Linked DNA regions of Homo sapiens: region 1 is linked to region 2. Evidence: chromatin contacts called from ENCODE Hi-C or POLR2A ChIA-PET data. All regions are on one chromosome and are shown on one strand. Each heading gives the region's core, a stretch centred on a gene start or an enhancer-like site at or near the end of the contact. The rest is flanking DNA. Distances are from core to core; before and after follow the strand shown.

The links. A loop is a pair of places that touch in the nucleus more often than their neighbours do. ChIA-PET counts read pairs that join two places held with the same protein, here RNA polymerase II (POLR2A). Pooled maps may share reads with other maps.
Region 1: a map of endothelial cell of umbilical vein shows a loop between it and region 2 (3-fold over the local background). The contact joins the promoter of PROM1 here to the enhancer-like site in region 2. A Hi-C loop is called at or near these places in 8 of 168 maps with a recorded cell type or tissue (A673, Caco-2, Calu3 and 5 more), 1 of 37 single-sample maps with no recorded cell type and 19 of 50 pooled maps. POLR2A ChIA-PET finds 5 or more read pairs at or near these places in 6 of 52 experiments (H1, WTC11, activated CD4-positive, alpha-beta T cell and 2 more).

What each region holds. Positions count from the first base shown.
Region 1 is chr4:16,082,325-16,086,676 of GRCh38, reverse strand. PROM1 (prominin 1) reads left to right here and starts at 2,654. Exons shown (of 28, transcript NM_006017.3): 1 at 2,654-2,699.
Region 2 is chr4:16,193,881-16,198,222 of GRCh38, reverse strand. The region is part of intron 3 of TAPT1 (transmembrane anterior posterior transformation 1); the gene reads left to right. Among named protein-coding and RNA genes, the nearest start is that of TAPT1, 30 kb to the left of the region's middle. Within about 2 kb of position 1,547, at least 5 of the 41 ENCODE cell types and tissues checked have a DNase peak (open chromatin) inside an H3K27ac peak, as active enhancers do; they include endothelial cell of umbilical vein, where a contact is called at or near this core.

The sequences.
Region 1 (4,352 bases), core at 1,405-3,904, 110 kb after region 2:
ACTGTTTCTTTCCCTTCAAGGCAGCAGTTTCCCTTCTGGCCCAGGATGTGTCTAGAAATGTTATCCACAAGTTAGGACCTGGGATGGGGGTCTGATGACTCAGACTGATGCCCTGTCCTACTGTGGCTAAACTGATATTCAAGATAACAAAGTCCTCTTTACTCTTCCCCCTCTTCTCTTCAAGCAGAAGGAATGGGTCTCTTCGTGCTGTTTTTAATCACTCCAGCCACTAGCATTGGGACTGATGCAGACACTAAGGATCCAAATGATTATTTTTGTTTTGTTTTTTTAACTGCATTGGGATTAGGCAACAGAAGGGTCTAATGTGGCTGAGAGTTTTTGAGAGAGGAGCATTTTTAGGAGGGTAGCTGCATTCCAAGTAGAGAGCTCTGCTGGGGTAAAAGAGGCATGAGTGCTAGAAAAGGGCATGCAGTGATGAAGAGCCACTAACAGCACTACCTGGGGTTGGGGTAGGGGTGTCACAAGCACTCCCTTAGCTCCCCTGTCTGGTGTCTCAGTAAGTCGCATGCCCTCCAAGTCTACTGGCTCTGAGCTCAGCATTTGGGCTTGCTTAGGAGTTGCTGTCCTTGTGGCCTAGGCTGCCTTTAAGGTTATTTGGGGCCCCAGAGCACTTTACTGAAACTCAAGTTTTCACCACTGGTATGGGCTATTTCCTCTGAGGGAAATTGGCTGAGTTCAGCCTAGTTTTGCTTTCTGCTATGACAGAGCAGTACTGAGTTCAATTCAAAGTCTCCCAATCACTGCACTCTCCCTTTCCCAAGCCACAAGGCTGCTGCTGCTGGGGGATGGAGGACTGGCGGCATTGGCAAATCAAAACTGTCTTTCCTGGCTTCTTCAGTGCCTCTTTCAGTAATATGAAATTAAAACCAGGTATTGTGGTTACTCACCTGATTTTTGGTTCTTATAAAGGTGCTTTTTGTGTGTGTAGATAGCAGTTAAATTGTGTTCCTAGCCGGGGTGGGGGGTGGGTGGTCAAACCTTCTATTTGACCATCTTGCTTCACCCCTTTCTACTGATACTATTGTTGTTGATATTATTAGGAATGAAAATGAGCCCTGTGAGTTATAATTGTCTTCATTTTGCAGACCAGGAAACTGAGGCTCAGAGAAATATTAAGCAGCCAAAGTCACAGCGATTAAAAGAGGCGGGACCAAACTTTGACGGAGATCAGGACCCACTCCTTTGAGAAATCACCTCTTTTGCTAGCTCCAGCCTAAAAGTGCTATCTAGGAGAAGGTTTATGGGACCCCAGCAGATGTTCAACCAGAAACTTCTGACCTGCAGGGGCTGCAGAGGGGAAATCTGCCCTGATTAGAAGAGATTTGTTTTCCACCCATATTAGTTTGATCTCACATTGCTATAAAGAACTACCTGAGACTGGGTTTCAGAGGCTGTACCGTAGGCATGGCCAGAGAGGCTTCAGGAAACTTACAATTATGGTGGAAGAAGGGAAAGCAAGCACATCTTCACATGGCAGAAGGAGAGACAGAGCGAGCAAAGGGGAAGTGCCACACACTTTTAAATCATCAGATATCCTGAGAACTCACTCACTATCATGAGAACAGCAAGGGAGAAATCCGCCCTCATAATCCAATCACCTCCCACTAGGTCCCTCTCCCAGTGAATTATAATTCAATATGAGATTTGGATGGGGACACAGAGCCAAACCATCTAACCTTGCCATGTCCTACTGTACTTTTTGGAAGTTTTCTGAACTAACATTTCTTGTCTAGAAATATACACACTCAAGATCAATCTAACTATTAAAAACAAAAAATGCTTATTTTCCAGTACCTGTTTTATGTTAGATTCTGGGGTAAAAAGAAAAAGGTACTGACTTAATGTTCCTGTCTATCATTCATTTGTAGCTTGTGCATCCATCCTTTCATCTGTCTATCCATATCACAAACATGTATTAAACACCTGCTGTATGCTAGACACCATCCTGAAGGTGCATTTCTTCCCTAAGTCTTTTTTTTGCCTGCCGGAGAGTACAGTATTCTCAATTCAAGATAAGAAGTGGTGAATAAGAGTGAAGTGCAAATTGGTGAGGACACTTAGACACCGAGTGATTACTTCTGACAGGTTTCCACCACTCAGCTAAGTAGCAAGGTGAAGACTCCGAGGTTGAGTTGTAACTCACAGAGCGGGAAGACCAATAGGCAGTGAGAAAAGAAGTTGCAGTGGCTTCACGTTATAGCAGATGCCTGTGTGTACACATGGGAGCGAATATGGCTTTATGCTGTTTTTCAACCGCTTCAGCCACTAGCATTGGTACTGCTGCACACTAAGGATCCAAATGATTGTTTTTTTGTTTTTTGTTTTGTTTTGTTTTGTTTTGTTTTGTTTTAAATTGCATTGGGATTAGGCAACAGAAGGGTCTAATGCGGCCGGGATGAGACAGGAGAGTTTTTAGGAGGGTAGCTGCATTCTAAGTAAGGGACTCTGCGGGGGGAAAAGAGGCGCAAGCGTTGCAAGAAGGGAGTGCAGGGGGTTGAGCAGGCACCTCTACAGGAAATGGATGCTGTCCAGGTGCTGGTGGGCGCCCCAGGGCTACGTGGCGAAGCAGCTCAGCCGGTCCAATCAGAGTGCGTCCAGGGCTCGGGTTTCGCGATCTTTAAGTGACTGAGGCAGATCCCCACGCGGCACCTGGCCATGCTCTCAGCTCTCCCGCCGCGGTGAGTATGTTTAAGGAATCCTTTCCATTACGGCGGCCCCATACCTAGGTCCCCGTCCGGGACAGAGGAAGCCGCAACGGGTCCCCCCGGGCACCCGGGCCTTTCTCCTGCCTCCCGCCACGTCCGAGGGTCCGGCCGCAGCGCCGCCTGAGCCCCTCCGCGGCCGGCAGTGGGAGGCGGGCTCTCCGAAAGCCGTCGCGGTGGTCCCAGAAGCCGGGTCATAAATAATTCACGAGCCAGGGTCTGGCGAGCTAAGGGAAGGGCGGCGGCAGCGGTGACTAGGGCGGGAGCAGGAGCGGGAGCCGGGTGCACGGTGAGTAGCTGGGTCCTCATCCCGGAGCGAGAGAGGCATCTGCTGACCAGGCGCGGGGCTGAGCGCACTCCTTCCACTGTACTGGGGGTGTACAGTGAGGAGTGGACGGGTTCGCTCTGCGCCCCCCTTACCCTAGCCATCTGCGCCGCCTCCCTGGCCCCTCAGCAGGTGGTGCGGGCCCGGACAGCGGCTGGGGGCCAGAGGAACTGCGGGGAGAGCGTGGTGGTGCCGGTGCCCGTCCAACCCAAACTTTTTAGTCTGAGTGGTGGCCCGCGACGCCCCGCTTGGGTCTTCTTTCCATCCACTGGGGATGGGGGCGGGGGTGGGGGTAGCCGGCGGCCGTGGTTCCGGAGCGGGAGTCGGAGGTGAGTGTGCGAACTGGACCGGGGCCCCAGAGACTTCGGACTCGCTCTCGGGGAGAACGGTGACCGAGGTGAGACTCGCCAGGGTCTTGGGAACGAGTCTGCGGTAAAGGAAACTCTAGGGATGGCCCCGGGGACGTGAGGCGCTGAGCTTCCCTGGCTGAGTGCGGAAATGGGCCAACACTGTGCAGCCGACCACAGCGGGAGTAGGGATATGGGGGTACAAAGCGAGGCCATCTCCCCGCGTCCGTGGGAGAAAGCATGCACCCCTGGCTTGAAGCACCTTCCCAGCCTCTCGCTCCACGGCCCTTCTGCTTGCATGCGCGGGGACCCGCGGCTATCGCTAGATGGAGAACTGGGGTGCTCAAGGCGCACCCTGCCAGAACACGCCGACCGGACAACAAAGAGGAGCGTGGACAGACCAGGAGCTTCACGGCTGTAGAAAGTCAGAGGCTCGGGATCAGTTTCCCCGAAAGCCCGTGTCTGGAGGGGCAGGGAGTCGGATCGGAGGGAGGAACTAGCTCCAGAACCCCTTCTCTCTGGCAAGATCGCCCCCGATCGGTGCCCAACAGGGGCCGCGGCGGGGAACTGGCGCCGACGCGCTCAGAGCAGCCAAGTTACTCCGGCAACCCCCTCCCCTGCGCGGCTGCGAATTCCTGGAGTCTCTTGGCTTCCCGCGCCCGCCCCGCCGCTCATTCTTTTGTGTCCCGCAGCTCGCGAGAGGCTTCCGCCCAGAAGGGAGCTAGGCCTGGAGGGGGCTTGGCCTGGAGGTGGTTTGGAGGTAAAGGGCGGGGAAGCCGGCGCCCCAGGCTTCATTCTGCAACAGGTTGCTCCTGGAGCCCGCTAAGGCGACTGACCTTTCTGGAGAAAGGTTTGCTGGAGTTCCTGAGGGCGGCAGCTGTTCTTTGTTAAGAAAGCAAGTGCACGATCGTAGTTCTTGAGTGCCCCCCGAGACTCATGCGACACGAACAACCGCTG
Region 2 (4,342 bases), core at 298-2,797:
TTCTTCTGCAAACTTGCCATGGTTTTTGACTTAAGTAAAATAAAGACCCTGTCCCTTCACTAAGGCTGAGGACAAGGGTGGTTCTACAGTGCCTTAAGTAAACCCAGCCTTCATCATGATGGCTCATCCAGCAGGGTGTTTTGCTGGCTTTGACCCTGTTGTTTAAGTACTGTTCATTATGAGATGTTGGCAGGGTAATTATCTGCAGTCATATTTGTGTGTGGTGTTTGCCAAGGATGCACTCCCTCCCTAAAAGTTAATGTCTGTCCTCAGTGATCTCAAGAATACTTCACTGAAATAGTTTCTGATGAATTAACAACCTTGAAAAATCTTTGCCCACAAATATTTTGTTGTAGACTTAAAAAAAAAATTAGAAAATGCATCTAAATTCTTTAAAAGCAGATTCACTTATGTATATCTTCCCTCTTTCCCAGATAAGAGTAGTGTCATTTTAGAAATCATTTGAGAAACTTCTTGAACGAGGATAATCTTTTTAATGATTCATGACATATAAAACAGAACTAAGTTTTGATTTATTATATGAAGTGTCTATTCCTTGGAAGAATGATAGAATTTTTTGTTTTTCAGAAAAGCAGACTGCTCTATATTATGTTAGAGGTACGAAACATCCTTTTTCCAAATTTGCTTGTAGAATTGAATGAAAAATAGCTAATTATGTACATTTGATTTACCTGGCATTTTTGTCAGCCCTCTATTCTCCTGAAATTTGTGACTTCGTTTTGTGCTTTAGAATTCTCAGTCACGTAAGTTAAAAGTTAAAGAAGATTGTAGAGAAAAATGATATAGCCTGGTACCAAGAATTGAGTTATTGTTGAAAAAACTTTACTGAAACATTTTAGAAAGTGATACATGAGTTGAACAGGCTTAAGTAATAAATGCCGGAGTGTTTTTTGGTTTTTGTTTTTTACTATTAGAGCAACTAAAATATGTGTGAGCAAATGTTCTGTCCCCTGGCCCGGCTTTAGGCATAACTCTCACATGAGGCTTCACAGGCTTTTATTTTTCTTGGTTGAAGAGGCAATAGTATCATTTTCTTTTGAGAGTTTATCCCATGGGAGAGCTCTTGTCTCCCAGAATTATGAATTTCAGATGCTTGAGAGTTTCCTAACCTTTTGAGTTTCCTTCGTATGCCTTACCTCTTTCGAAATAGTTCTGCCCAAGATTAACCTCACCTATATGTTATAATAGATTTTTCTCTTTTTAGACAAAATTAAGCCTTGATTTTGGCCTAAGTGATTGATGCCACCACTGTAGCACAAGTAGGGAGAGCTCTTGGTAACTTTCTCTGGGGAAACAAATATGCCTTTTACTTCCTTTTACCAGGGCTGATCTATGTGGCTTATTTGTTGAGAGCAATATATTTGTTATTAGAAAGTCTTCGTAACACCAGGTTTTATTGTCCCGTTTCCTCACCATGGAGCTCTAAGTAGCGTAGCAACATTACAATCTTCTCTCTTTCTTTCTCTCTCGTAAATCAGACCGAAGGGAGGAGCACTTTCACTTCCTTTATAGAATGGAATGTGGTGGCACAGGGACTCCTTGTGGTGAGTAAACCCTGATTTTTCCTTCTATACTCTTGGCCAAATTGACATTCATTAAATGCAAAAGTAAACAGGATAGGCAGACATAGCCATTAGGGGGTAGAAACATACTGAAGAAAATGTGGATCCCTGTCCTTTTTAAAATAGCATCTTTACTTGGTCTTAAAGCTTTGTCCACATTTCTTTGTGAAGGATTTGACTGTGATTTCACCTAACATGAAAATCCGCTCAAAAGTCATCTTTACACATGTTAGCTTAGACTTAGCAAATACTTCATCCCCAAAGCCACAGAAATTGGCTGAGCTTAATTCCTTCCATATAAGCAGTTTTTATTTTGCATTACTAAAATTGTGAACATAGCTTTATAAATAAGTTATTTTTTTCAGTATAGTTTGAAATTAAAGTTTAAGAAATGGTTTGAATCATTCCGTTTAAGTATTTATTTTTCTGTTACATATGAGTCAAACTGAAGATTTAAGATACTTAATTTTCTAATTCAGGAAAACATCTTGATTTCACTACTTTATTCCAGTTTACTTAAATTATAAAAGGATTTCACTTTCAAAAATAAAAACATATTATTTTGCATTTTTATTTCAGTAGTGCTTGTGTTTCTTCACTCTTCCAATTATACCACAAATGGCTGAAAATATTGAGAGAGAGCGAGAGATCTAGTCTATGTATTTTGTAATGAAATAACTCATGCTAATACTCTGGCATGTTTCAACACTGATTTGAAATAACTATGCAGGGATTCTCCCATTTTTCTCGCTCATTTTTGGTGCCACATCTTCCTTCTTGATCTTTCTGTCCACTACTAGATGTTACTTTAATCATAGTTAGCATATTATCTTCCCCTAAAGAGGAAAAGGAAACAGCTTACCCTTGATCGTCTTTCTCTACTGTATAATTCAGTTTCTGTAAGTCTATGAGCCCTTTGAAACAACTAGAGATGCTCTAACTGGTAAATTGTACAATGTAAAATTGTACAGTTACCAGAAATACAATGGAAATGGAAATGTTTGTAAGAATAAAAAGTAAAATTTTGGAAATTTAGCTAATTTGGTTTCTGTAAGGGTGGTTTTACTAGAAATTTTTAAAAGAATTCTGTTTAAATGTCTTATGTTGAAAAATGTTTAAGTTTTGTTAAATACCTGATGTAATATTACTTGTGTGATGACATACACCCAAACCTGCAAATTAGATTAGTGGGTTTTTCACTTTGCCCAACAGTATGTTTCACTTGTTTATGCTTTCATATGGGGTTTTCATCATTTGCAAGGTGAATTGCCAGTAACCACCACTTAGCCATTTATAAGAACTGTAGCATGAAAGTATTTTTCAAAAGCCAGTTCGGGGTTGAATGGCAGGGCCTTGGATAAGCTTCTTAGGGAGTTTGAAGTGCTTATCAGATAGTCATCTAAAAATATCCTGGCAGAGAAGGAACAAATAAACTGATTGGTTCAAGTTGTTTTAACCAGGTAAACTTATTTGTGAGGTTAGGTCTTTTCTTAGAAAGAGGCTGTGGTACATACAGCTGTCTTTTAAGATGCCACCTTAGAAACAATTTTTTATTTTGGCAGCCTTTCTTTTTTATTAACAAGGACATTTATATGAAAACAAGACCCTTATCGGGCACGGTGGCTCAAGCCTGTAATCCCAGCCCTTTGGGAGGCCGAGGCCGGTGGATCACCTGAGGTCAGGAGTTCAAGACCATCCTGGCCAACATGGTGAAACCCTGTCTGTACTAAAAATACAAAAAATAAGAAGAAGAAGAAGAAGAAGAAGAAGAAGAAGAAGACAGAAATCAAGACCCTTGTTTTTTAAAGGTTCTGCTTCTTGTATTCTTTATATGAATAATATTCCTCCTGAAAATCACAGTCATTCCTGCAGCAACCAATTATGATGTTAGCAATGGATGGAACGCTTCCACCAGAGCAGGGGGTGCACAGAAAGCAGTGAATTCAATATGTGTATATCGTATATATATCATAATAGTCCAGTTTTTTTTTGCGTTCATTTTTAGAAATACCAAATGATAGATAGGTTTGTTTTTTTGTACAGCAATTTATTGAGATGAGATTGCGGTACAGTGATAAAGTATCCAGTGTAAAATTTTACAGAAAGATAGTAGGTTCTGAGTTGTTGATTCCTGCAAGTTTAGAAGTTCTGTTTTAAAAAGTCTAGAGTGCAGATGTTTCTGAAGAGCATGCCTTCTGGAGCCAGGTTGCCAAGTTTCCATCCCTGCTGCACCGTGTGGGAACTTAATCACTGTACAACCACAGGCATGTTCCTGACTGTCCCTTGGCTCATTTGTAAAACCAAGATGATTAAATAAATAGGATTATTGTGAACACTGAAAGGAATATATGTGGAGTGTCTAGAACAGTGCTTGCCACGTAGTAACTGAATTGTAGCATTAGGTGTTTCTACAACTTTTCTTTGTTAATTTATCAGCTTGGTTCAAAAAGTGTGGTATTATATCATTTTGGGATATGTGTTTCCAATGTTTGGTAGATCTAATTTCTAACTATGGCTTGTATTAAATATACTATTCCTTCATTGATATACTAACACGTTGTTCTTTGATTCAAAATATGTATATAAAGAAACACAATTGGATATATACTTAAAAGCCCTTTGTCTCAAATAAAATTGCTCTGACTGAGATCACTCAACTAAGTAGATGCCATCTAATACGAAAAGCTCTAAGTATAGTTTTCTACTTTAATTAGTTATCAAAATTATTTTCATAATTAACACAAATTAATACTACCCTA